7 separate regions of the Mus musculus genome follow, and all the other regions are linked to region 5. The links are chromatin loops, found by intact Hi-C in ENCODE. Cell type or tissue: heart. All regions are shown on one strand. Region 1 overlaps Mccc2 (methylcrotonoyl-Coenzyme A carboxylase 2 (beta)). Region 2 holds the start of Bdp1 (B double prime 1, subunit of RNA polymerase III transcription initiation factor IIIB). Region 3 overlaps Map1b (microtubule-associated protein 1B). Region 4 has its middle 58 kb from the start of Cartpt. Region 5 overlaps Mrps27 (mitochondrial ribosomal protein S27). Region 6 overlaps Ak6 (adenylate kinase 6). Region 7 holds the start of Mccc2 (methylcrotonoyl-Coenzyme A carboxylase 2 (beta)).

The links. Peaks named below come from ENCODE experiments on the same cell type or tissue, not always from the same donor. Only the 100,000 strongest peaks of a DNase experiment are listed, where the experiment ranks them.
Region 1: it touches region 5 in a loop (3-fold over the local background); 15 of 42 quality-filtered maps call a loop at or near these places.
Region 2: a loop joins it to region 5, with 3.0 times the contacts of the local background. A loop is called at or near these places in 6 of 42 quality-filtered maps.
Region 3: it touches region 5 in a loop (4-fold over the local background); 5 of 42 quality-filtered maps call a loop at or near these places.
Region 4: it touches region 5 in a loop (6-fold over the local background); 27 of 42 quality-filtered maps call a loop at or near these places.
Region 6: it touches region 5 in a loop (5-fold over the local background); 2 of 42 quality-filtered maps call a loop at or near these places.
Region 7: it touches region 5 in a loop (4-fold over the local background); 15 of 42 quality-filtered maps call a loop at or near these places.

Annotation. Positions count from the first base shown.
Region 1 is chr13:100,000,197-100,004,196 of GRCm38, forward strand. It overlaps Mccc2 (methylcrotonoyl-Coenzyme A carboxylase 2 (beta)), which reads right to left. Exons shown (of 17, transcript NM_030026.2): 2 at 54-120. Among named protein-coding and RNA genes, the nearest start is that of Mccc2, 13 kb to the right of the region's middle. In heart, a CTCF peak has its summit at 1,823 (motif pointing right); a DNase peak (open chromatin) is centred at 1,765.
Region 2 is chr13:100,102,395-100,106,394 of GRCm38, forward strand. Bdp1 (B double prime 1, subunit of RNA polymerase III transcription initiation factor IIIB) reads right to left here and starts at 1,676. Exons shown (of 39, transcript NM_001081061.1): 1 at 1,233-1,676. The coding sequence starts at 1,444. In heart, no CTCF peak of the experiment used is centred here; a DNase peak (open chromatin) is centred at 1,687; H3K4me3 peaks cover 2,272 bases; H3K27ac peaks cover 879 bases.
Region 3 is chr13:99,511,663-99,515,662 of GRCm38, forward strand. The region is part of intron 1 of Map1b (microtubule-associated protein 1B); the gene reads right to left. Among named protein-coding and RNA genes, the nearest start is that of Map1b, 2.9 kb to the right of the region's middle. In heart, CTCF peaks have their summits at 1,662 (motif pointing left) and 3,564 (motif pointing right); DNase peaks (open chromatin) are centred at 1,689, 3,349 and 3,769; H3K4me3 peaks cover 2,385 bases; H3K27ac peaks cover 2,387 bases.
Region 4 is chr13:99,840,993-99,844,992 of GRCm38, forward strand. No RefSeq gene overlaps it. Among named protein-coding and RNA genes, the nearest start is that of Cartpt, 58 kb to the right of the region's middle. In heart, a CTCF peak has its summit at 1,868; no DNase peak of the experiment used is centred here.
Region 5 is chr13:99,351,109-99,355,108 of GRCm38, forward strand. All of the region lies in intron 2 of Mrps27 (mitochondrial ribosomal protein S27), which reads left to right. Among named protein-coding and RNA genes, the nearest start is that of Mrps27, 8.3 kb to the left of the region's middle. In heart, a CTCF peak has its summit at 2,106 (motif pointing right); a DNase peak (open chromatin) is centred at 2,263; H3K4me3 peaks cover 805 bases; H3K27ac peaks cover 1,484 bases.
Region 6 is chr13:100,658,190-100,662,189 of GRCm38, forward strand. The region is part of intron 2 of Ak6 (adenylate kinase 6); the gene reads left to right. Among named protein-coding and RNA genes, the nearest start is that of Taf9, 8.8 kb to the left of the region's middle. In heart, a CTCF peak has its summit at 1,900 (motif pointing left); no DNase peak of the experiment used is centred here.
Region 7 is chr13:100,013,637-100,017,636 of GRCm38, forward strand. It overlaps Mccc2 (methylcrotonoyl-Coenzyme A carboxylase 2 (beta)), which reads right to left and starts at 2,003. Exons shown (of 17, transcript NM_030026.2): 1 at 1,750-2,003. The coding sequence starts at 1,878. In heart, no CTCF peak of the experiment used is centred here; a DNase peak (open chromatin) is centred at 2,055; H3K4me3 peaks cover 1,944 bases; H3K27ac peaks cover 1,224 bases.

The DNA.
Region 1 (4,000 bases), 650 kb after region 5:
TGACAGACAGACAGACAGACAGACAGACAGGCAGGCAGGCAGGCAGCACTTACCTAGTCTCACATACTGGGCTCGCTCATGAAGTTGACTCACTAAAGCTTTCATCTGCTCATAGTTCTCCTGAAACAGAAGCACAGAGGGAGGTGCACGCTATACGTCATTATCCTTTAACCAAAGTTAAGAGTCAGTAAACACATTGAGGGGACAGGAAAGACGGTCAGCTGTTTAGAGCGCCTATGTGTTCAGTTCTCAGCACCCACGGGGCAGCTCACAACAACCTGTAACTCCGGACTCCCACTTATGGTCTCAGTGGGCTCCTAGGAGCACAGAGCACATAAATGTATTCAGGCACAAACACATACACATAAAAATAGTGTGTAAATATTAAAAAAAAAAATCAAAGGCTGAGAGTGTGGCCAGAGATGAAGCCTACCACAGGGGAAGCCCTGGGTGCAACCTCATGCTGCAAAAAGGGAAAGAAAAATAGTAACCTATGCCATCTCTGTGTGACCTCCACTCAAGGCCATTATCACTCCCACCTACATGCCCACTCCAAATTGGCACACTCCATCCTGTAGAAAGATTAACTCCTGCCCATGTGTTCAGCTTTCTTTTAGGAGCACCAGCCCCTCTGACCCACTTCTTCAAGGCTGAGCCCTGTTTCTAAGTCTTAACCATGTTTCTTTCATTATAGTGCTTATCCTGGCCACTCCTTTCTCATTTAGATACCTACTACATTTAACTGATATATGCTTGCTCCCACCATCATACACACACACACACACACACACACACACACACACACAATTTTTTTTTGTTTTTGTTTTTGAAACAATGCTTCTTAGTGTATCCCTGGCTAGCCTGGAACTTGCTATGTACAACAGGCTAGCCTGGAACTCAGAGATCAACCTGCCTGTCTAACAAGTGCAGTGATTAAAGGCATGTGCCACCAGGGAGGGTGTTTTGTTGTTGTAGCTGTTATTGTTTGGGTGGGGAGAGAAGCATCTCACTTAGCCCAGGCTAGCCTAAACTCATTATGTAACTTGAGAATTACCTTGAATTTTGGACCCTGAGGCATCTACCTACCAACCAACTGTAAGAATTATGGGTGTGTACCACCACAGCCTCTGTTTTGACAACACACTTTTTAAAGGATCAGAGGTTGCCTGGCTGTCTTCTTAACCATCTATGTTGTCCCAAACGATCATCAGTCACTACCCTGAGATTCTAACCAATGCAGGACATTCCACTGTTGATAAGGATGCTTAAACTAATCAACTTATCCCTGGGGAGGGAGGGATGAGTGGGTGAGAGGAAGGAGAAACTGGGCAGAGGCAGATTAAACAGGAGAATATACAGTTTAAGGTCATCCTCAGCCGGGCGTGGTGGCGCACACCTTTAATCCCAGCACTTGGGAGGCAAAGGCAGGCGGATCTCTGAGTTCAAGGCCAGCCTGGTCTACAGAGTGAGTTCCAGGACAGCCAGGGCTACACATAGAATCCCTGTCTTGAAAAACCAAAAAAAAAAAAAAAGTCATTCTCAACTACACAGTCAGTTTGAAGCCAACCTGAGTATATGAGAGTCCATGTCAAAAAAAAAAAAAAAAAAAGTAACGATAAGAGCAAAACGATATGCTTGCACAGCTTAGATATCTTCTGGGTGTCCCTCTGCAGCCTAAGAGCCTGCTGGGAACTTAGCTCAGGAAGCTGTCTGGAACACTGCCACCCCACTGGACTCCTACCAGAAGCTCTGCCATTATTAAACCCTGGAGGCAAGGTGGAGCTGCTGCCTGAATGGAGATCCAGAGCGTGTCTGTTCCGCCAGTGGCCAGGAGGTGGCAGGAGAGCTGTGTGACCTGAAATGTGTGATGTCACACACACCTGCCTTTCAGAAGCTTTGAGGAACCATCTAAAAACAAGGGCTGTGTCTGCAACTGTCCAGAACTGTCCTGGACGGCTTTGTCATCTGAGAGAGCCCTGGCACAGAGGCAGGAAAAGCCTGGTGTGCATAAACCAGACAGTGGCAGACAGGGGCTGCAGGAGGTGCAGCCAAAGCCAAAGGCAAGCTCCTTATCTGTCACTGAAACTCACTTCTCTCCTCAAAGATCTCATCATAAGTTCAGGCTGCCCCCTCCACGGTGCAGTTCAGGCACAGATGCAGCAGCCCGACCTCAGTCCCCGGGGAAGCCGACAGTGGGACAGTTCACTCCTCAACGTGCCGATAGGTGGAAAGAGTTGATTTCACTGCAGAGAGGTACACACATACTTTGCTTTAGTTGTGTACCTAAGTTGTATGCTTTAGTTATTTTCATTTGTTTCATTTATTTATTCCCTCTTTCTCTCCCCCTCACTCTCTTTCCATTGTCAGTTTATCACTTTGATGGTAAGTACCTTTATACACTGAAGCACCTTTCTGTAATCTGTGGACCATTCTTATTATTTTATGCTCACCAAAGGGTTAAAACCACCTAATTCATGCTTAAATATTAAAAAAAAAAAACAAAAAAAACAACAACAACAACAAAAAACCCTTAATCCTAAGGTTTCTTTCTCAAGAGGAGAGAGGAACGGTGAAAGGTATGTCAACAGCCATTTATAATTAGATGAGAGAAATAGTTCCGAGTTCTGTAGCACAGTGGAGTGATGACAGATTAAAAACACTGTATTGCATATTTCAAAAAGTGCTAGAATATGGAATTTAATATCTTTCACCACAAAGAAATTATAAATATTAGGATGGATATATGATGGTGCATGCCTATAATCCCAGCATTCTAGAGCCGAAGACAGCCAGTGCTACATAGTAACACTTTGTCCCAAACAAGCAAACTGAAACAATATAAATGCTAGAGATAAGCTACTCTGACAGAACATTTTGTAATAGGTACAGGGATTGAAACATGGTACCCTATGAATAGTGATTTCTGTATCAATTTCAAAAGTTAACTGATGAGAAGGCGGCTTCCTATAAGTGGTAAAAGGCTGTCACTGAGGCAGGTGGCAAGCCTTCTTCAATAACCCAGTGGCTGATAGCCCACTTTCCCTCTCTGCCAACATCAAGAGCACTCTCTGCAGTCCACCCACTCAGAGTTTAAAGAAGCTCTAGAAAGTCTGGAAGCTTCACTCAAACTGTCAACCCTTGTGCCTTCTTAACTTCGGTCAGTGTTAAAAGACACTCTGAAAACATCCACTGCTGGAAAAGATGGACCTTGGGTGTTTCCAAGTTTAAGGTTGAATTCGTCTCCATGTTCAACAAAAGGAACATCACTGCTGATAAAACCCACACACTGAGTATCTTGGTAAGGTGCACGCACACCAGAGAAGAATTCTCTGTTTGCAACTGAAGAGCTGGGCCGGCGAGATGGCTCAGAGGGTAAAGTACTCGCTGACAACCCAAATTCAATCTCCAGTACTACATAGAGGAGAGAAGAAAGAGTCGGCTCCACAAGATTGTCCTCTGCCATACACTTGCCATGGCGCACGTGTGCACGCACACACACACACACACACACACACCAAACATACAGAACACGAGTAAATAAAAATAAATATATATTAAACTTAATAAAGACAAAGGAAAAAAAGGTTTTTTCCAGCCACCACCATATGTATAACATTATTTCTCTAGTAAGCATCCACAGCAGTGGCCCCTCGCCCTCAGAGGCTACGTCCAGAGCCATCCCACAGATACCTAAGACTACAGGCAATTTGTAGGGTAATGTGCCCCTGCAAACGGACGTTAAGACAATCAGAGCAATAAAGTGGAAAATAAATAAATTTTTAAACTTTTTAAATTTAGCATTTCATTTATTCTCTGAGAATATCATATATTATATATGAGGATATCATAAATTATATTATCATATATTATATAATGTACTTTGATCATGTTCATCCCACCTCCATCTACTTCTCCCAGAACCTGCACATGTCTGTCTCCCAACTTACTGTCCTCTTTTTATTTCTAGATAACCCACCCAGTCTAACTGGGGCTCCCTGTA
Region 2 (4,000 bases), 750 kb after region 5:
CTCAAGCATGTCTCAGGACTATGGCCTATGGGAATTTATAAAATATCAATCATTATGCCTTCCTATATAGTTAACAAAATTTTCCAAATTTGGAGCAGTGACCAATACTGGTATTTCTATTCTAAGCAGAAAATTTTCAAACAGATCCAAGTTTAAAAAAAAAAATGTTGAAATCATGGTGCATAATTGGAATGCCAAAATAACACACAGCACAAACTCTGATTAACAGAAGAAATGCTGTTACTATGCAAACATAAATTGTACCATCTCCCTGTCACTTAATGTGATTACTTACTGGCTTTTTCCTCTGTATATTATAAAACACTACAGTCACCATATTAACCCGTCACATATTTAATTTGTACCATCACCTTTCTCCACTGTTTTGTTTTTTGAGACGGGTTCTCACTATGGGGCTGACTGTCCTAAAGCAGGGTGGCCTCTGCCTCCCTATTGCTAGGACTAAAGTTGTGACACCATACTCGGTCTCATCACCTTTTTTTGAAAGTAATCAAATTTTTTTTTTTAGTAAATTTGGGGGAACTATTCTACCATGTGGCATGTAAGGCAGTTTATGTAATCCTATCTGATCTCACAATATTGTCCTAAAGGAGGTACTAACTTGACACCAGGAACAAATTTTCTCTGAGAACAACCTACTTAAACTTGCTAAGCTAAGTAGGAGCGTCCTAAATTCAAATGTGGTATTTGTCACTAAAGCCAGGCGTCTTGATTCAGGAAACGTAGTTACAATAAAGAAGTATGCACTCGAACCAAAATAAGTAACCTAAGCCTCTTCCCTTTGACTCAGGGGCAGGGCGTTTACCTAACACTCCATGAGGCCTTGGGTTCAACCGCATCACCGCGTGGAGGGAGGAAAAAAAATCAGCACTGGTGCTCTCCTTTCAAAAATAAATATCCACAAAATGAAAATCCCAAAGTGCTTTCAGTGTAAAGTACTCCAGGACAATTAATTAAATTTCCAAGTGATGGTGCGTCTACATTCTTGACTTCAAAATCCTTAAGCCTGGATTCCCATCTCTGTAAGATAAGGCAAGACACTGTCTCCTCGGGAATCTTAAGATCGTGACAGAGTCATAGTAGTCGCACCCTCAGATCACGGAATAAAACTACAACTAGAAGTGGTTTCATCCAGCTCAAATCAAAAGCTTGTTGCAGGAGAGGTGCTCCGTGGTAAAAATCCAACAGCTCAGCTTGATAGAAGACCTTACCTGCTCCCGGGAGCCTGTTCCTGGGGTTCTGCTCCCCCGGAATCCACTGCAGGCACATCTGTGGGCTCCGCTGGCTTCGGAGCTGACTCGGTGGCAGGCTCCGGAGGCCTGGGAGCCTCTGGTCCACGCTGGGGATTGGGAGCGGCGGAGCCCCTGGTCCCTACACCAGGCCTGACATTTGGCTTCACGCTAAGGCGTGCCCTGCGGAACATGGCGGAGCCAGGGGGCCGAGAGCGGCGGCTCCGCGGCCGCGCTCAGCCCAGAGCCCCGGCCGCTGCCCGCAGGCTGACACTCTCACCCTCCCACACGTCCACAACCACCAGTCCAGCGCTGGCTACCGCAGTTTTGCGCCCCCTCCGCCTCCTCCGCTCTCCCGCCACCGCCTCCTCTTCATGACCCTGCCACACTAAAAGCTAAGTTTCTCCTCCCCGCGTCCCGGCTCGCGAAAGGCGCCGGAAGCAATGCGTAATCATTCGGCGCCGACGATGACGTCAGACTCCGGGCGCCGGGAGCCATAGCAACTGCAACGCTCTGTAGCTTCGGTTACCTGTAAACCAGAGATTTTTTTTTTTTTTTTTTTTTTTGATTCGAAGACAGATATTCTTTCCTTTGTAAGACCTTGGGAGTTGTTGAAAAGAGAGAGCGGAAGCAGCTGAATCCTCCAGGTCAAACTTTTTTTTTTTTTTTTTTGGGGGGGGGGCCGTTTCGAGACAGGGTTTCTCTGTGTAGCCCTGGCTGTCCTGGAACTCACTCTGTCGACCAGGCTGGCCTCGAACTCAGAAATCTGCCTACCTCTGCCTCCCAAGTGCTGGGATTAAAAGCGTGCGCCACCCCTGCCTGCCCGGCTCAAACTTTTAATTTCTCGCCAGTGGTGCTAGGGTTTGAACCCAGGATCCCTCACAAACCCTGCATTCTCGGCATGCACACTGCCATGGAACGTCCATCCCCAACCTACTTAACTGAATCTTTTATGAACTATTAAGGAGTTTTCGAGAAGAGTCAAAGTGTGCAAGAATGCAGAGCATGGTGGTGCGTGCCTGCAATCCCAGCACTGGAGAAACCGAAATAAAGAGGTCACAAGTTCCGAGCCCTGGACTATCTGACAAGACTTACCTCAAAATTACAATAAGATAAAATAGTATGAGAGTAGTGCCTTAGCACCAGTGCATCCCCAGAGCATAGAACCTGTTTGTTTTAGGGTTTTTGAGACAGGGCCTCTTATAGCTAAGGCTGCCCTTCAACTCTTGATCCTCCTGCCTGCACGGGCTCAATGTTGAGATTACAGGTATGTATAGGCTACCATACCCTGCTAGGAAAAAAAAAAGTTTTAACTATGAGTATGGAGAGAGCGAGTTTGCGGGAGACTGAAAAGTTACAGGTAGTTATCAGACTCCTGATGCTGGTGCTGGGAACCAAAACTAGGACCTACTGGAAGAGCAGGAAATGGATCTACTGAGCCATCTGTCCAACCCCCAACCTCCGCCAAGAAATTTTTAATTGAGTAAAAAAAAAGGTTGAAATTCTGTGTGAGGAAATCGCAAAGAGAAGCCATGAAACACTTCACAGGACATCCACTATATGGGCTTTTGTACACTTTAAAATAAAAACTGTCAAAAATGATTATACTCCACATTTTGCACACGAATGTTGCAAAATTTATTGCTTCCAGAGATATCAACGGAGCAATAAATAAGACATTGTATGTTACAGAGGAGAAAATACAAAATAAATGAACAAGATCAACAAGAATATATTAAATATGATGAGATTTCAAGGGTGATGGAAGAGTCCTGCGGTACTGGCAGTAGGGCAACTTGACAAGGAAAATAGGTATCAGATTGCAAACCAGCCTCTGCTACATGAAACCTTTTCAGAAGAGAGAGAGAGAGAGAGAGAGAGAGAGAGAGAGAGAGAGAGAGAGAGAACAAACACAGGAAACCTGAAGAAGGTGGGAGTGCAGTTTAGTACTGAGCATCAAATAGATGTAGATGCTCACGACATCTCAAAATGCCAGGAGTAATAATAGCACATGCTTGTAATTTCATCACTCCAGAGGCCAAGGCTGAGACAGGGGAACTACATGAGTTTGAAAACAGCCTGTTCTAAATAGCTAGTTCCAAGCCAGCTAAAGTTACAGATCAAGACTTCATTAATAAATAAGTATTTGAGAAATAATACCATGCTAAAGATACCTCAAAGAATCTTGTAGTCACTGCTGGGACATACAGCTTTCTACAGCAAGCTCTTATGCAAGGCCTTTTCATAATCCTGTGTTCTACCTAAAAATCCAAGATGTCACAACTTTGTAGATAAGGAAATCAAAATGATTAAGATTTAATTCCCTACTCGTAAAGGCATAAAGCAAAAAATTTATTTTATGAACATTTTATTGTGTTTTATAGATGTATTTATTTTTATATGTATGAGTAAGTTTACATGCATGCATGTGCACCATGCACGTGCCTGGCAGTGGGGGCCTTAGGACGATGAGAAGACAGCATCAGATTCCCCTGTACTGATGTTATAGATGGTTGTGAGCCACTCTGTAGGTGCTGAATAACAATTGCTCCTTACTGCTGAGTCATCTCTCCAGCTCTTGCAACAAAGTAACTTTTACTTTTACTTAAATACATCACAAGACAGGTGTTACACAAGTTTGTGAAGTAAGTTGTTAGTGTCACCAGTAATTTTAAAATTCTACAATTTGGAGGCTGGTGACATGGTTCAGCAGTTAAGCACTTGCATTCCATCATGAGGACCAGAATTTG
Region 3 (4,000 bases), 160 kb after region 5:
TTGAGTATTTCTTGTAAATATCTGAATGGTCAGCCTATAATCCTATGATTCTGTTTGGAAAACGACACTAGAAGGTAACTTGAACCTAGGATAGACGTATAAACCAGAGAAGCAGCTAAACGGAAAATGCTAAGAGGCTTTTTAGAGAAAAGATTTCCCAGCTTTCCTTTGACCTAGCCTTTGGTTTGCTTCTCTTTTTACAAAGCCAGTAACTTAATATTCGTCTTATATTCGTGTTTAATGAAAATGATATCTCACATGGACAGCACATCACTTCAGAGCATTGGCAATAATTAAAAAAAAAAAGAAAGAAAAAGAAAAATAAACAACCTCAAGTCTTGGATAACATCTTAGAATAGAAGCAAATAGTTATCTATAAGAATTTATTTCTAAATCTAAAAGCTAGAAATTACTTTTAAAAGCAAGCTTTTAGGGAAGATTTACAACAAAGCATTGATTTAATGACCTTCCATTTAGGGACTGACTCGCTTGGATTTCAGCTAGGATCACAGAGCCCTTAGTGGTAACACCAATTAGGCAGAACAAGCAAAAATCCATCTGCCTCCTGATTTTGGAAGTGTGAAGATGAATATAATAAATGTAACACATTCTAGCGTCTCTTTATCTCCTACCATATATGGTTTTCACTTCTTTTTCTTTGCTAGAAGAAAATGAAAATGAAATCCCAAAGCCTTTCTGGGTTCTTTATTTTCTTGCCTACAATTTTGGAGAGAACATTTTCACTAAGGAGGCATCAGACTATTACAATGTAACCAGCTTAACTCACACCTAAAGACTCAAGGCAGTGGATAGCACACTTATCTATCTTCTCATAAGCACATCTTGCTTATATCTAATGTCACCTAGAGAGACAGTTAGTTGCCCTCTAATCATAATTGAAAGCATCAGACTGACACTTAACATTCATTAGATGACTTTGGCTTCTTTAGAAAGAATGGCACGAACTGATGAAAACTCAATTGTACCATGTTTTAAATTTCAGTGTGACCGGTATTGTTGTATAGAGTCTAAATATTAAAATATACCCAGATGCCAGCATTTTGGTAAGAATAAGGCTATCAGGCTACCTCCACATTGGGGACAATTAGGGAAGGACAGATGAATCAGTTGGTGGTGTCCACTGTAGTTTGGGATCAAGTCCTATAGAACTGCATCAGTGTAGCTCGAACAGTGCAAGTGAACACTATTGTTTGAAGCTCTGGAGAAGAAATGATCAACCCTGATTTTGTGCTTTTCAAAAACAGCTGAGCATTTTTCTTCCTTGGTCTCCAGAAGCACTTAGCATCCATGTAGGGTGTTTCGGGCCTGTTGATTTGCTTCGGTATCTACCATCCCTCTACAGGGGTCTAGATTTATTTATTTATTTATTTATTTATTTATTTATTTATTGCCTTTCTGGAGTGCTCTTGGGTAATCAATCAGATGGCCAATATGCCAGACTCCAGGGTCTCCAGCTACATAGTGCCTCAGTCTGGATGGGAAAGGAAGAGGGAATAAGAAAGGCTAACAGCTGAGAGAAATGGTTTCCCCAGCCCTCAGGGAGCTGACCAGCCGAGCTTGAGCCCCATGGAGCAGCTTCTTCTTGCCTCAAGCAACATAGCCTGCAGGCAACAATAGCAGTGGCACCATAGTGACCTCTGGAGGAGGCCCAGCTGGGATCTGCCAGCTGAAGCAGCAGTGCGCCCCGCCAAGGAAACAGAGCCTGACTGCCCTGTTGCTAAGTCATCTCAGACTGTTTGAAAAGCCGGGGAAGCAGAGTTTTCACTTATCCTTGAAAACCCGGGCAGTGTGAGCTGCATCGGGAGACCCGGGGACCCAGGAGAGCACTCTCTAGAGGATCAGCAACATCTGTTACTACCCTGGAGGAAATGGCTCTGCTCACACACTTGGTTGATTCTTAATGAGATCGATACAACCATTTCAGAAATCTATTCCAAAAAAAAAAAAAAAAAAAAAAAAAAAAAAAGGAAAGAAAGAAAAAAAACCTGACCAAATTAGGGAATTAAAAATCAAAAAAAGCATGGTGATTGCAAAATGAACATTAGGATTGGTGGGTGGGGTGACTTCTGAGATTCTTGTAAATGGCTGTTTCTTAGCTGGACAACACAGGTGTCTTCACTTTGTGAAAATTCAGTGAACTGTTCTCTGCGGTTTGTGCTTTTCCCTCTCTCTCTCTCAAATATTCTTCCTTCCTTCCTTTCTTCCTTTCCTCCTTCCCTCCTTCTTTCCCTTTCTTTCCTACTTTCTGCTGTTAAGAAGACAAATCTGGATTTAGGACTAAATGCTAGTAAAGCCAGGACATAACGCACAGAATTCCTTGGCTGCATCTATTTTCTCCTCCAACAGAAAGAGGCTTGAATAAAGCCTGGAACGGATCGCATAAGGAATGATCAAACCCGGTAACAAAGCGGGAAGATAAACGTGGTTGCAAGGCGATGGCTGAGCCTCCTCCCTGTACCAAGAGGTGCCCACAAGTAGATGACTTGTTCAAAGACAAGGTCAGAAGACTGCCTGCTGAATCTGTGATGTTAGCCTGCTGGCACTCCTATCTAGACCGGGTCACACAAGTAGTGACACTGCAGTAGCCGTTCTCCTGGCACAGCTTTGCTCCGTGACCTTGAGTCTGTCCCTCACTCTTCCTCCCTCATGTCTGTTCTCAAGCTCTAAAAATGGGCGTGATGATTCCTCTCCTGGCACCACAATGGGTGATTCTGAACATTCTGGAGATGAAAAAGCACTTCTTAATGGATTGTTTCCAGAAATATTAAGTAAAAAAAAAAAAAAAAGATTTAAAAACACCTAGCCATTAATTCCCACAATAGCCACACCCAAAGTCAGTACTTGTGAGTTTTTCCAAGGAGAAAAACGTGGAAATAAACGAAGTTTGAGAAACAGATCAAAAGCCCGTAATCTGAAAATGAAGGATGATTACTGAGACATTCAGAAAAAGCATTCCACTTTTGAAATCTCTTATTCTTGATCTTCCCCTCATGAAAAATCACGACAGGCTTTCTGATCACTTTTTTTTCCTTTTAAGCTGAAAGGGAAAATCCGTGCTTTAAAGTTAAACAAAAGAACCGGGTCTGCAACTCCAGTCCCCACCCTGAAGCCTTTTGTTCTGGGGACAAGTGGGCATTTCCAAATGCAGAGGCAGGTGACAAGCTTTTGTTTATTTATTTATTCATCTAAACCAAAATCATTTCATCCATCTTTTATTGGCATGATAGGGAGAAGGAAAGGAGGGCTACGTGAACGCCCTTTGTCCGCCTCGGGCTGCCGTAGAGACCGCAGTGCGGACTGCACCACGCCCACCAGCCGGTGTCTCCTAGCAGAAACGTTTCAGCACCACCCCAAGAGAATAGAGCGCTCAGGCTGGAGCTGCACACGGACCCGGGGACTTCTGCCAGGGATGAAGTGAAGGGAGGGATGCGAGGGGGGCGGAATAAAGCAGAGGCTAGAGCTGCCACCGGGGAGTCGGGAGCGCAACAAAACCGCTCACAGCCAAAGGTGGGCGCAAGGCCCCCTGACAGCGCGAGGCTCGGGCAGAGCCAGCATCGTGCCAGCCGGGGGCGCCGCAGTGCGGGGGCAGGTGCGGCTGTCCAGCGCGGGCACTGCGGCAGACCGGGTGGGGCTGAAGGGCGGGCCGATGGTTGCCCGCCCAAGGCTGTGCCCTCCCGGACCCTCCCAGCCCCGCCCAGGGTTCCCCGGGAACCGCTATTCCGCTACCGCAGAGCCCGTTCCTGGTGCGCGCAGCAGCGCAGGAGCTGACCCTCCCCTGCCACCTCCTCCTCCCATTCAAGCTATGGCTCCTGAAGCTAAGACTTTTCAAAGAAGCCCACCCACGCAACCTGGGGTCCCATTGTCCTTTCTGAAAGCTGCAGCCAGGACCTCAGGGGCAAGAGCGAGGCTGGGCTTCGTCTAGAAACAGAGCGCAGACGGGTTCCATGCCTGTATCCTCGGGGGCTGGGGGGGAGGGGGG
Region 4 (4,000 bases), 490 kb after region 5:
AACGTTAGGAGGCTGGTTTGCTTAATTGCTGTGGGTATGGACACTGGAGGGGAATGCAAAGCAGCCCAGAGCAGAAAGGCCTGGTGCTAAAGCTAAGTAAGTGTGAGGGCTAAAGCTATGTTTAAAATTTAAATTACTGTGCTTAAGAGGTCTTTGAAACAAAAATGCCTCTACCCTGTAAGTCCCATTTGTCCAAGGAGATAGACCTGTAATTCCCACTTGCCCAAAGACAACTCCCTAGAATGCTGGAGGCTGTTGTTCATGTAAGATGCCAGCCATACGGTTTTACATTCGTAAACAAGGTTGGTTGCCCCAGCCGTACAGGATGTGCAGGATCGCATGTAGGTGGGTGGTACATAGACAGGAAGTACATCAGATGTATGCTTGCCCCTGATTGGACGAAGTTAGGAAGTATGCAGCCTTATGGGGTTGCCTTCATAAGCACCAGGTTAATTAATTCGCAACCATTCTCTGGGGATCCCAGATATGTGCCTGGTCTGTGCCCATTGTTCTGGCCAATATATAATGAAGCTTGCTACAAATTTTGTAAAAATAAATAAATAAATAATGAAAAATAAAACAATTGTGGTAGAGGTTTTATTATTACCCTAAGGGGTTAACAATAATGAGTTCAGATGGGGAGGCCTTGAAGTCTTAAGAACATGTGCCTGAGAATGTCAGCTTAGTCCCCACTGTAGGGCTGGGACCTTAGCAAGATTCCAAGTGACTGGGACCCAGAATGGATGATATAAATGCTCCGTCCTCAGTAAAGACAGCTTAGGCTCCTTTGCAGTTGGGGAGTAATTTCATTTTGGAAATTACTACACTAAGGCAGAGAAAAATGACTAAAGAGAGAAGCTCAAAAACCAGAGAGAGTCTCAGGCATTTCCGGAACAAACCGAGAAACAGACCCTGCCTTTGACCCTCCCGAAGTCAGCGAGCTGCTTCTGGCCAAAGACTCCTAGTCTGGTTGCCTATTGGAGCCACACAACGGTACTGTGCTCCTGGCCCTGAGCATACCTTTCAAACTTGTTAGTCTATGTTTGAATGCCACTGCTATAGCTACCATTATTGACAGGTGCCACCAATGCTAAATAAACACCAGTTAATTGAATTTCCTAGAAGTTTGCTAAGGCAGAACAGAGCAAATAGTGGGATATGGGAGGTCAGACGCTTAGCTGAAGACTTGTGTCTTGTCCTAACATTCATGTCAACGCTGCTTTCGGGAATACCAGATCTCTCTGTAAGAATGTGTTTATCTTGGGAAAGCACAAGCCATGGCCAGTATGACTTTGTTGCTGCTGCAGTTTGGAGACCTTTTGCCTCTTAACCGTCTCAGGATCAGCAGACATGACTGTGAGCAGTGTGCACAGTGTGGAAGATTCAAAGCCATTGCACATGTCTGGGTAATCTTCCTCAATGTCATATGCCATAGAAGGTGATGTTGTGACAAAGAAGAAATCATCCACAGCAAATGAATACTTCTGTTCCCCAGACAGCCTTCCCAGAAGCAGCCATGTTCCTGATATTGTTTGTTTAATGTCTAGCAATACCCTGGCTCATATCACAGTGGATTTAATTACTTGGGCATACACAGTTATCCACACAGATAAGAGAATGTGTTTATTTGGGTGGGGTTGGAGAGAGATGGAAGGATCCAAGATGCAAGCATCAATACCACTGTGGCGACATAATTCTCTGTTTAAAATGTTTGAGGGATTTTATGGTCTTTCCTTCCAATTCAGAATTAGTACAATCACAGCCCTCTTGGCTGCTAGGAGGAGGAAGGGAGCCACAGCAGAGCTCGGCGGCACCGAGGGATGAGCAGGCTGCTGCTGCCCTACAGTGGGAATTGTCGAAACGGCAGCCAGAGAAGACAATTCGCCAGCTGCCAGCCAGGGAGGAAACAGAAAATATTTACTGTCTACAATTCCTGTTTCCAATTCTCTCTCATTAACCGCAGAACTGTCAGTAAGTGTGGGAAGCCCTCTACTCTCCCAGTTGTGCTGTGCAATATAAAGTATACTGCGGAAATGCCTTTTTTTTTTTTTTAGTGACTTCATATTTTTTAGTTATTTGTTTAATTTTATGTATATGAGTACACTGTTCCTCTCTGCAGACACATCAGAAGAGGGCATTGGATCCCATCGCAGATGGTTGTGAGCCACCATGTGGTTGCTGGGAATTGGACTCAGGACCTCTAGAAGAGCGGTCAGTGCTCTTAACCACTGAGCCATCTCTCCAGCCCAAGGAAATTATTTTTTAAGGGATAAATATTTCACTTTGCCATTTCATCTCATTTTCTGGGTTGTTTGTTTTTGTGGGATTTATAAGGTTACTCACTAGAAGTCAAATCTACAGACAGCTCCTGTTTGTCTTGTTTATATTGTTTGTTTATTCTTGTGGTCTTAGAGATGGAAGCCGGTACAGTGCTAGGTCGCATCCACAGAGTCAGAAATACATTTTTCTGTAATAGAAAATTAGTATGCCAAATCCCAAGGAATTACTGTTGCTTTGGGGTGTGACGCTATCGGTCTGGGACAATTTTTGTTCTTTCAGAATCTCTTCCGCGCCTTTCCTCGTATTAAGCTAAACATTGATTTTTTTTTTTTAGGCAGAATTCTTTCACACACCCTATTAATAGTTATTACTAAACAAATGGAGATATTTGTTTAAGCACAAGTTTGGTCCTTAGCTTTATTATTGTTTACGTGTATAGGTCTCCCCATCTCTGTCTCTATCTTTGCCTATCTCTGCCTGTCTCTCTGTCTCTCTCTGTCTCTGTCTCTCTGTCTCTGTCTCTCTGTCTCTCATGTGTGTGCATGTGCACGTGTGTACACATGCTTGTGGTGCTCTCAGAGACCAAAGGAGGGAACCAGGTGCCCTGGATGCTCCAGTCTCCCATGGTTGGGAGCTGTCTGAAATGGGTTCTGGGAACCAAACTCCAGTCCTTCACAAGAACAATACATGCTCTTAACTATGGAGTCATCTCTCCGGCTCCACAAATGGGTTTTTAACCTGAATGTTCAATAATCTAATAGTGGACTTCACAAATTTATACAATAACACTTAACAGTGGACTAGTCAGTCAGCTTTTGGGGGAAACAAATCAACCAGGAAAGCTGAAATATCAAGTAAAAATGCAATGAAATCTGGAAAACCTGAATTTATAAAGTCTCTATTACAACTTTGCAGAGAGCCTTTTGGGTTTGAGAAAAGACCACCCTGGTAAGGGTAAGACTGCTTTATAAAGAGTTTAAAACAGTAAACCAGAGATAGAAGGACATTTTCCTAATCCACAAAGGGCATATATAAGAAAAAAAATCCTTGGCCAGTATCATATTAAATATCAAAAACGTTTATGATAATGAAAAATTAGGAAAGCTTTAATATGCATCAGGAACTCTGTGGATAAAATCTGGTGTGAGTAACCAATGAAATACTAAATCGTAGTTGAAATTAATGAGCTGAGCAGATCTACATGGGCAGTGCTTAAAGATGCTCTTAATGAAGAGATCCAGCTACACAGTATGAGCCAATCATGTAAAACTTCAGAGACTCACAGTACACTGGATGCTGCCCAGAGAGTCACGCCTCTGGGGCGAGCAGGGGTGGTGTTTAAAGACCTTTACCTATAGGTGTAATATTTTATTGGGGAGAGGCAAAAAACATATTAAGTATGACCAACTATTAAACATGTGTGGGGGACATGCATGTGGACCTGCTCGTGTGTATGCAGATTCCTGTGTGTGTGGAGAACAGAGGCCAATGTCAGGTGTCTCACTGTCACTTTTCTGCATGTATTTCTGAGATAGAGTCTCTCATTGACTCTGTAGCTCACTGATTCTGCAAGGCTAACTGGTGAGCAAACTCCAGGGATCCCCCAGTTCCTGCATCCCCAGTACCAGGATTAAAGGATGTGCCACCAATCCTGGCTTTGTATATGGATGCCAAGGTCTAGACTCAGATCTTCACCCTTACATGACAGTCCTTTGCCAAC
Region 5 (4,000 bases):
GCCTAAGCATATACAAACCATCACACTTTATGATTTGATTCCAGTTTTGCCTCCCCATCAGACTGCCCTGTGATGACATGACCCTGCCTGGGTATCTGATGCGGACACAGCTGGCGCCTCTGTCTCCACTCTGCATGTCAGCTCTGATCTCCCAGGCACATGCATCTCAGTTCTCAGCTGCAGCACTGGCCGGTTTTCTTGACCAGTAGGGAGACCTTTAACATAGCCACGATTTCCTGCTGCTTCTCAAGTTTCCCCTTAGATTTTTTTTTTTCCATCTGTGCTTCTGGCCCGAGGCAGTCTGTGCTGTAAAGATTGCAGAGCGGTGATTCTCCACCTCCACCACCCCTTCATACTTACTAGTTGGCACCACCGTTCCCCTTAGGCAGCAGACCTCGTTTCCTTTTATCTGTGATCATACATTATGTTGACATTTGTTGATTGGTGGGATTTTTTTCCCACTGGCTCATTGCTGTCATTATTTGGAGTCCAGCATCCCAGGCTGCCTGGCTAATATAAATGCTTCCAGTTATTTTCCATGTTCTCTTTCTCACCATTTGCTTGCTTTCTCACTTAACAGTGTGTTCTAGGCTTAGTAGCTCCCTAGCCTGGACTCAGCCCTCCTTGGGAACTCTTGTTCCTTTTAGTGGTCACTGAGTGGGAGTAGAAACAGGAGCCGGATGTTAGATGCTCTTGACTCTTACCCAGCACCTCTGAGCCCCCTTCATCTGCATGGAGCTTTCCCTGGCCTTGCTGTGCTCTCCATCCCGTGGTTAGAGCTTGGTTCCACAGAGGCAGGGTTCTGTCGGGAGTCACAGCATTGCATGTGATACAACTTCTCTGCCTTCTATCAGAAAGTGCCAGTTATCCAGTCATAGGTGAGAGTCACAGATAATCTACACATACGTAAAGATGCCCTTCAAATTCTGTTATTCTCCCCTTAGAAGCCATGTGCTAGGACAATCCAATAGTAATATAGCAAAGATTGTTCTCATGTGCCATACGTGAATTACCCATAGTGCTGTGAACATATACATAAAGGAAGGATGCATTCTGGGAAAGTTTATTGTTAAAAATTTTCCTAGGTGTGGAGGTATAGTTAGATTATTTACATGGACACAAGTCTAGAGGTCTTTGCCCTGGTTACACGAATAAACACATTGTCAAATGTACGTGTCAACTTGACACAGCTGGAGTTATCACAGAGAAAGGAGCTTCAGTTGAGGAAATGCCTCCATGAGATCCAACTGTACATTTTCTCAATTAGTGATCGAGGGGGAAAGGCCCCTTGTGGGTGGGACCATCTCTGGGCTGGTAGCCTTGGTTCTATAAGAGAGCAGGTTGAGCAAGCCAGGGGAAGCAAGCCAGTAAAGAACATTCCTCCATGGCCTCAGCATCAGCTCCTGCTTTCTGTCCTGCTTGAGTTCCAGTCCTGACTTCCTTGGTGATGAACAACAGTATGGAAGTATAAGCTGAATAAACCCTTTCTTCCCCAAGTGCTTCTTGGTCATGATGTTTATGCAGGAATAGAAACCCTGACTAAGACACCAAAGAATATGATGATAATCTGTGACTGGTAAATATCATGGGGAGCCTATTGTCTCTTCTCTGTTAAGACCAATGCTTGAGTAAATTAACCATTTACTGAACACATCGAGTCATTGCTGCCCCTCTGCCTCCAGTGAGAACTGGTTTCCTACTCTGTCTCCTCTCGTGCCTTCCCTGAGTAGCACGATATGAATTCTGCATCTGGGTGTGTGTCCCAATGCTACCACTTTCAGCTGTCGCTGTCCATGTCTATAGCTATAAATCAGGGATGGGTGATGTCTGCTCTAGTTCCTAAACATTCATCCTAGAAATATGCAGAGTGAATGAGTCCCTGGGTCCCTTGTGTATGTCCCTGTGTATGTTTGATGTGAAGTAAAGTTTGGAATTCAGACTGCCCGGAACTTTTCCATTGTGTAACAGGAAGTAACTGCTACCGCCTCTGTTTCATAGATGCACATTTTTGTGTATGGCATGACTGCGTTGGTAAGGGTTGAGCTCTGATTCTGAGCAGGGAGACTGCTGACTGCTCCAGGTGTTCCTGTGGCTGCATTTCCGTGGGTCGGACAGTAGATGGCAGTGTGGTCCTTGCGAGAAACACCCTTCCATCTGCGCTGGGGCGCAGGCCTATCGGGAAATGTGCGCTCATGTGGAGCGTCGTGATTGGACATCGCGCTGGGAGGGCCGTGAGGTGCTTGGGTCGGGTTCGCTGATTGGAGGAAGGAGGAGGGCCGATATGAGGCATTTGCTCCTGTGGTCCCCATTGGTGCCGCTGCGGGTGTGGCGTCCTTGGTTCCGCCCGCCGTCCCTGGGGAGGGCTGTTTCAAGGGTGCCTAGAGTCCTTGAACATTAAAATGCTACCCCCTATTTTCTTGAAAGCTACTTGTTGCATTGCTTTTGTGCGTTCAAAAAGATGCACAGATCATATGCAGTGAGTTACCAGAAAGTTAGCACACCTGCATAGGAGCTGGAGCATTCTAAACGCGTTGGAGACCGGGATGTGCCTAGCTTTCTTCAGACAGCCGAAATTCTGATTTGCAACACCAGAGGCTGCTTCATAAAAGCACTTTAGCACTTTACACGAGAAAGTGTAAAGCAGGAAAGTAGAGACTGCTGTAAAGAACCCCAGCACCCGCCATCTGCTTTCAGCTGTTATCAGCTTATGTCTGCTCCTCTTCCTAATCCTTTGGACTGTTTTGAAGCTCTCTCTCTCTCTCTCTCTGTGTGTTGTATATTTCAAAAAGATAAGATGTTTTTAAAGCCATTGTTATATATAAAGTAGTCGCATAAATATATGAAATAACCAGCTTCTGCCATTTTTGTTTTTTGAGACCAGGTCACACCTTGTAACCATTGCTAGTCAGGAGGGCCTTGAGCTCAGAGATCCACCTACCTCTGCCTCCCAAGCGCTGGGATTGAGTGTGTGCACCACCACGCCTGCCGGGTTTCTGGTATTTCTTATACACATATTTTTAATGCTCTAAATCTAATGCTCATATTTTTAATGCTCTAATCGAACAAGGACCCAACCGAATCACACAAATACAGTTGTACTTTCTTTTGACTCTTTAATAAATTTTTTTTTTGGGTATAAACATGGGGGTAAAGCAGATTCAACAGTTATTAGTTCGATTTCATCTATAGCCTATACCCCTCCATCAGACTGCTTTTTAAGTCAGTCTATCATCCAATCATTTTATAGCAATTTTGATATGGACCTCCAAAAGATGGCAATTTTTAAAGTAAGCTATAATGCCATCCTTAAACATTGCATGTTCACATTTTGTCATGTCTTAAATATGTTTTCTTCACTTACAGAGGACTTGCATGTCACACTCACATGTCACACTCGAGCAGACACCTTTTGTAGAGCATCTCACACTCTTGATTTGCAGGTTTCGTCTTTCTGCTGGTACTGGATGTGTCTGGTTTTCCATCTGTCCTAGCTGTAAAAAATAATTTGATGATTATTTTGTTTTTGTTTTGTTTTTTGTTTTTCGAGACAGGGTTTCTCTGTATAGCCCTGGCTGTCCTGGAACTCACTTTGTAGAGCAGGCTGGCCTCCAACTTAGAAATCCGCCTGCCTCTGCCTCCCAAGTGCTGGGATTAAAGGCGTGCGCCACCATGCCCGGCTCAGGGCTTGTTTTGCTTGTTGTTATTAATATGGTTTTTACCATGATAGATGGTCTAGCTGGACTTATTTTTGATCAATTTGTTTGTGGTTAGTCTTATCCCTTGTTTTTTGCTGTTGTTAATGTTGTTGCTTTTATTTTTGTTTGCCATGGGTTGGAAGAGTCAGTATTGTTAGGAGGTCCACACAACCCAACTCTGGAGACAATACAGCCCGGAATCTCATAGTTTTTCCTACAGATCTAGGGAGGTCAGTATGTCATTCCTTTCATGGGCCAACTGCTGTCCTTTTCCATAGTTACTGCAGATTTAGTCCCTGACGCTC
Region 6 (4,000 bases), 1.3 Mb after region 5:
GCCACTTCTAAGTGTGCCCGGGACACCTGGTTTATTTGGTGCTGGGGCTAAAACCCAGGGCTTGCTACTTTGTATCTGCCACCTGAGACGCCAGCCTCGTGTGAGAATCCTGCTCGGTCTGCAGTATCTCCCACCTGCCTTTTGATACTATTGTTCACTGATGTTAGAAGAGGATGAGAGAGAAGAGAATGGCAAGGTTGGATCAGAATGTTGGTGGGAGCCTTTAGGAAGGAGAGTCTGTGCTGTTGTAGCTTGCTTAGGACACTTGAGTTCCTTTTTGCTCCTCTCACTGAGTCCTGGGCTTAACAGGCATCTGCTGCCCAGCTCAGCCTTTGTACTTGGTTCTCTCATGAGCTGGTCTTCAGCTTTATGTGTAGCCATTCTTCCCCTTTCTCCTCCATTCAGTGAACCCAGTGTTCTTCTCTCAGGGATTTTGTGCATATTTAGTTTCCTCAAATCATAAAACTTTGCGTGGGAAATTGATTTAATGTTTTGAACTTTCAGTCATTTGATCAAATGAAGCTTTTTGATCTTTGCTGTATTAAGATCATATGTACAGCCAGTCAGTGGTGGCACAAGCCTTTAAGCCCAGCACTTGGGAGGCAGAGACAGGTGGATTTCTGAATTCAAGGCCAGCCTGGTCTACAGAGTGAGTTTCAGGACAGCCAGGGCTACACAGAGAAACCCTGTCTCGAAAAACCAAAAGAAGAAGAAAAAAATGTCCTTTGTTAGCCAGGTGGTGGTGGTACACACTTTTAATCCCAGCACTTTGGAAGCAGAGGCTGGTGGATCTGAGTTCAAGGTCTTTCAAGACAGGAAGGGCTACTCAGAGAAACCCTGTCTCGGAGGAGGAATTAAAAACCAAAATAAAACAAAACAAAAAACTCCCTGTCATATATATTTTATATATACTTTGTAGACGAAAGAGATGTCTCAGCAGGTAAAATCAAACAAGTGTGAAGACTCACATGTGTTTTGATCTCTACATATTCTCCTAAACATACCATGTACAGACAATAATTATAAAATATATAGCCGTGTGTGGTGGCACACGCTTTTAATCCCAGCACTCGGGAGGCAGAGGAGGCAGATTTCTGAGTTTGAGGCCAGCCTGGTCTACAAAGTGAGTTCCAGGACAGCCAGGGCTATACAGAGAAACTCTGTCTCAAAAAACAAACAAACAAACAAAAAAATTAGGGGGCTGGAGAGATGGCTCAGTGGTTAGAGCACTGACTGCTCTTCCGAAGGCCCTGAGTTCGATTCCCAACAACCACATGGTTGCTCACAACCATCTGTAATGGGATCTGATGCCCTCTTCTGGTGTGTCTGAAGACAGTGACAGTGTACTCATACATGTTAACTAAATAATCTTTTTAAAAAATTATAACCTTCCTTCTACATCAAAGGAGGCTGGAGAGCTGGCTCAGCAGCTAATGTTTGGTCCTCAGCCCTTACACACAGCTCAGAACTGTTCATAACAGAGTTCCAGAGGATCCATTGGCCCTTTGGGCTTCTGGACCCAGGATCCATGTGGTTCACAGGTACATGGAGGCGAACAGAAACACACATTAAATAAACCTTTAAAGAAAAAATATGTAGAACAAACGTTGCAAGAAATTAGACTCTAATTCTAAAGGTTAATTTTACTACATCTAATTTTTCGACAGCATATAATTTTTAAGTAAAAAAATGCTTATGTGTATGGGTGTCTTGTCTGTATGCCAGGATTGAAGGTCTTTTACGTCATAAGTGGCTGTTTTAGATTTAAAATAGTAGTGAAGCTGGGCTGGAGAGAGAGCTTAGGGGTTGGGAGCATTGGCTGCTCTTCCAGAAGTCCTAAATCAGTTTCCAGCAACCACATGGTGGCTCACAACCATCTGTGAGTTCTGGTGCCCTCTTGTGGCCTGCAGGTGTAAATGCAGATAGCGTACTCACAGATAAATCTTTAAGAAATGATAATACAGATTTGTTCTTATTATTTTTAAGTGTGTGTGTGTGTGTGTGTACTTGTGAGTACCCACAGAAGGCAGAGATATGTGGCCCCCCTGAAGTTAGAGTTACGGGCAGTTGTAAGCTGCCCATGTGGGTGCTGGAAACAGTTCTGGTCTGCAGGAGCTAAACAGGCCATTTACCAACATGCCTTCTCTTCAGCCCCATAGACTTATGTTCCATACTCTGACACTGTGAGTCTGTGAAACTTTTAGGAGTTAGGGCCTGGCTGGCCGAGGTGCTGGGGGCTCTCCTTAATGGTTATTGCCTGCCTTCTACTTCCTGCCAGTCACCATGTAAAGCAGTGGCAGCTGCAAGCTCCCCACTCCAGACTGCCTCACCTTCCCTGCCTCCAAGAGGGCAGACACCTCCTGAAAGCATGAGTCAGGTATTTTTAGTACGGTTGCCACATGTATGCCTGATGCCAGCAGATGTCAGACCCCTTGGAACTGGAGTTACGGACAGTTCTGAGTCGCCATGTAAGCTCTGGGAACTGAACCCAGGTCCTCTGAAAGAACAAGTGCCTTTAACTGATGACCTATCTCTCAGGCCTCTGCCTTTTATAATAAAGCCATTGAGGTTGGGGATTTAGCTCGGTGGTAGAGCGCTTGCCTAGCAAGTGTAAGGCCCGGGTTTGGTCCTCAGCTCTGAAAAAAAAAAAGACAAAATAACAATAAAATAAAGCTATTTAACTTTCTTTAAAATTTGACTATATATGATATTGAACTCAGGGCCTTTTGAGTGCTAGCCAAGTGCTCTACCACTGAGCTGTATCCCCAAATCCAAGACCATCGACCTTTTGAGAGGAATGACTTGAGGATTCTGGGAAGTGAAGAGACTGACTCCTCTTCCCCTTAAGAAAGGGTGAGATCAGGAAGTGGTATTTACTTCCAGAAGCAAGAACCTGAGATTGCTTGGAGTGAGTGTGTATGTATGTATATTTGTATGTGTATGTGTTTGCGTGTGTTTTTTTAAAGATTTATTTTATGTATATGAATGCTCTATCTGCATGTGCACCTGCATGCCAGAAGAGGCCAGAAGATCTCATTACAGATGGTTGTGAGCCGTCATGCGGTTGCATTGAAATTGAATTTAGGACCTCTGGAAGGGCAGCCAGTGCTCTTAAACTGCTGAGCTACCTTATAGCCCCCAATTTTAAAATCTTTTTTTTAAAAGATTTATGTATACAAATACACTATAGCTGTCTTCAGCAGACCAGAAGAGAGTGTCCAATCCCATTACAGATGGTTGTGAGCCACCATGTGGTTGCTGGGAATTGAACTCAGAACCTCTGGAAGAGCAGTTAGTGCTCTTAACTGTTGGGCCATCTCTCCAGTCCCCAAGTTTATATTCTTGACCTTAAGTTGGAGCCCAATCTTGTTTTTGTTGTTATTTAGTTTTTGTGGCTTTGTTTTGTTTTGTTTGTTGTTGTTTTGTTGAGACATGGTCTCTGTGTAGTCCTGGCTGTCCTGGAACTCACTGTGTGGACCAGGCTGGCTTCTAACTCAGAAATCTTCCTGCATTTGCTTCTTAGCATGCTGGGATTGAGGCCCAACAGTGATATGTGTGAGAGTGTTTATATTTGTCTGTCTATATGTTCCCTTTTCCTACCAATCAATAACAACAACAACAACAAAATGTTATTTTCTTCCACTAATAGCTCTGATATTGGCTCCCCTCCCCTGCTCTTTAAAGACTTTGATACTTAAATTTTTCAGAGAAAGGCTGGAGAGCTGACTCTTAAGAATGCATACTGCTCTTGCAGAGAAGAAAGTTCAGTTCCTAGCACCCAGAGGTGGCTCACAACTGTGTAATGACTCCAGTTCCTAATGGTTCTGGCCTCTGCAGGCACACACACTCAGAGGCACATAACTACACATGAACAGATACGTAACTAAAAGTAAATCTTTTAGCTAGGTGGGGAGGCTCAGGTCTTTAATCCCAGTATTCAAGAGGACTGGGTAGGGGGATCTCTTGAGTCCAGTGCTACCCAGAGATATAGTGAGATCCT
Region 7 (4,000 bases), 660 kb after region 5:
AGTCTTAAAATGAGATAGTTACACCACACACACACACACACACACACACACACACACACACACACACGCACGCTTAGGGAACATCATGTAAGAGGGAGTGGAAATACTGGAAGAGCCAAAGGCTGGGGAGGAGAGCTGTCCTCTGGATGTGACATAGCTATTGTGCTCATGAATTCACTGCAGTTGTGGCTACCTAAACAAGACCCGCACAAGACCAAGCCAACGATCAGTCAACATTGTAGCAATTAGCAACAATAGGACTCAGCTAGTTTTTAAGGTGGTATTAAAAGGTATTAGAAGGATATGGGAAGGTAGGTGGGAGGGAGGGACACATTGGGAAGTGTCTAGGGAGACTGGGAAGGGGAACTGGGAACAGATAACATCGAGATACACCAGCTGGGCGTGGTAGCACACGCCTTAAACCACAGAAGCAGAGGCAGGTGATGACCATGCTCAGCTTGGTCTACAGAGCTGATCTACAAAGCCAGGACAGCCAGGGCTACTCAGGAAAATAAAAATCCCTGCCTCAAAACAGACAAAAAGATACACTGTATTTCTGTATGAAACTGTCAAAACTAAACAAGATAGTCCTAAAAATAATAAAATAGCTATGTTCAAGGAAATGGTTGGAACTAGAGATCATCACAGTAGGGAGGCAGGGAAACAAATACCACATTTTCTCTCACATGCAGAATCTAGGTTAGATGTACAATTTAGGGACATGAAAGTATAAGGACTACTTGGAAAGAGAAAAGGAGACAGCAAAAGAGTGGAGAGGAGATAAGAGAGTCATGTATGTACATATAGTGAAGTGTATTTATTACTTTGTACAATTAGTATATAGTAGTTGTATTTTGTTGTAGTGGTGGTGGTAGTTTTTTTGAGAAGTTATTTTGTAACTTTGGCTGTCCAGGAACTGGCTTTGTTGATCAAGGTGGACCGAACCTCACAAAGATCCACCTGCTTCTGCTCTGTGTGCTCTAGGTGCCTTCAGCCCTTCAGGGCTAGGACACCTCTTACCACACAGCCGCACAGCTATCTGATTTCTAGTTAACGTTTCCCAGCCCCAAATGACTTTCATTCCTACACATCCAGGCCAAATACTTAAAATACCGCACAAACAACTTAGTGCTTAACTAAGTTAACTTCTTCCCTGGCAAATAACTGCTGGTTCTATGAATAATTCAGACGTTATCTGTAGAGGCCATGAAACAGATTTAAATGTTCCAGCTTTGATACTTCACAAATTATGAGTTGCTTCTTTGGCCAGGGGAAGCCACTCAGTCCCAAGAAAAGCTATGTAAAGACATTGTGAGCTGTGTATTGTTAATATAACTATTAAGCGGAAGAGTGTAAACTATCGTGCTATGGTAGTTCCTAAAGGTGGCTGCCACAAGACCGCTAAAGAATATACCCAGCCATGCAAACACGAGGACCACAACTTCGTGATTACAAAGTTGCCAAACCGGTCTCGGGCATTTGTAAGTTGTCCAAGCGACAATGCTTTGTGGGGTTTTGAGAACCACTGATTTGAGTGACACAAAATGCCAGTACCAGTCCTAAAAGTGAACTAAAATCTCACTGGAACGACTTCCTTCTGCAAACTTCACAGGACCCTACTGAGTCCCAGAATGACGCCTGAAGCTGCAAAGGAAAGAACAGCAGAGATCCAAGCATGCCCACCCTCTGGCCTCCGATGACTCCGGGGCAGGAAGGCGAACAGGCCTCCAGGACGCTCGCTCAACCTACCTGGTAGGTGGAGGAGGCCGAGTCAGGCTGGGTGCCCAGTCGGGCCACTGAGTCCCCGTGATAGGCACGCTGCGGGGGTACAGCAGCCCGACAGCACGGTCGCAGAGCTGACCTCAGCGCGCCCCACATGGCGATGGCAAACACCCAAAAGAGAAAGAGAGCGGCCCTGCAGCTCGGTTCTGCAGCTCCTGGGGGCTGCTCCTCCAGAGTCCTTGCAGCACCAGCCCTGGTCCATCAGCTCCCAGGCCAGCCCCGCACACGTGCCATCGCAGACCACCTCCAATTGGTCGGCGCTGCGCGCCACGCCTCTCTACTCCGCCAATGAGGCGCAGAAGAGCAGCTGCGCGAGTCCAGGTTCCATCGCGAGCCCAGGAACACTGGGCCGAGTAGAGCGAACAGATAAGTGGCTGCTGTCCTGCCGAAGCGTTTGTCACAAGCATGCACCCGCCTCTAGCCCATGTACTGCAGAGCTTCAGCACACCTGATCATTTTTAGAATGTGACAGATTGTAGACATCAGTACTGGGATCTTCACACCAATAAGGATTAAAAACACTCTGCGAAGTGCCTTAGTGTTGTTTTGTTTTGTTTTGACTCGCACACTTTATTGAATGCTTACGTGTTACTACAGCATGAGCAAAGTAAAAGCGCCAGGAGCATCAGAAAGATGAACAGGCTAAGGAGAGGGTCGGCTGTGCCCTAGGAGGAAAGATGCTGTAGGAGAATAGCACCCGAATAAAAGCCAGATTGGGTAGAAACACATAACTAAGATGGGAGCCAGGCTTGGTCGCTCTGTCTCCCTTGGGGACCATAGACTCTACCACTCTGCAGCTTCAAGAAAGAAGCCCGACCCACAGAAAACTATGGTAAACCAATTGATAGAAGGCTTGTCAAAGTTTCTGTAGCTTACTAAGTGAAGAGTCCACAGACTACTAAGTGAAGAATTTAGAGGCTAGGGTGGGCAACAAAATGAGACATTGTCTGAAACCAACTGTTTTAACATGAATCTTGAAGACAATGTCATCATACAAATAGTGTTGGGCTGAGTGGTAGAACGCTTGCCTAGAATGCAAAAGGCTCTAGGTGTGTGTGTGTGTGCGCGCGCGCACATGCACACAGAGGAGAGAGAGAGTAGGTGAAACATGCCTACTATATTAAATGGTGCTAATTTAGAAGGAGTGGCACTTTGTGTGTACAGACGTGGGTACGGTGTGTGTACAGAAGCACACATGGACACATGGAAGCTGGAGAATGTCAGTATCAAGCCATTACTCTGCCTTATTCCTTTGAAACCAAGTCTCTCACTGAACTTGCAGCGAGGTGTGCAGCTAGAAACCTCTGATCCTTCTGCCCCTGCTCAACCCAGTGCTTTTACCCACTGAGCCCTCCCTAGCTCCAGAAATGGCCAGCTTTTTTAAAATCTAAGAAAAACGAAGGCCTAAGTCAAATCAAAGTGAGTTCACCATGACATAAGCATTCTATCTTGCTACAAGCCGACCCCAAATAAGATCTTGTAATGTGGAAAATAACTTAAAGATTCACATGGCATCCAAGAAATGTAAAAGAAAACAAACCAAAGCAGAGCATTTGAGCTGAACGAAACATTTATTCCTGGCAACGAGGCTAAAAGAAAATAATTTCCTAGCAACTCCAGCACTCAAAAGGTCAATTAAGAGGATCAGCAGCTCAACCTTAGCCCGGGCTACACAGTGAGTGTGCAGGCAGTGTGGACTAAGCAAAAGTGCCCAAAATGTTTCCTCTGCTTTTCACTTAGTTAAAACTGTTTACCTTTGACCCTCCTACCGGTCCCGAGAGTTCCCACTGCTATCCAGGTGCCTCTCAAATTCATGGCTTATTCCTTAAATATATACACGGGTGGGAATAACTACACGACGCGGGCTGCTGAGTCTGTGTAATGGTGCCCATGTTTGTAGGCTAGGCTGAATACTTGGGATTGAAGTGTTAGGGTGTTAAAGTGTACTTGTAATGATGTGTATGCCCGAGGGACTGTACACACATATGCACCTGAGTGCAGTTGCCCAGAGGCCAGGAAAAAGGCCCTTACAGCTGAGGTCTTTTACAAACTGCCCACATCACCTGACCCATGCTTGTGAGAGGGTGGCTTAAGAGCATAGAGACACGTAGCTGAGGAGAGAAGTCAAAATTGTTTTTTTTATTCCTGAGACTAAAGCTTCAATTTCTTTCCTTATATAGAAAACAAAGCTTGTGTGTAGGGGAGGAAGGAACAAACT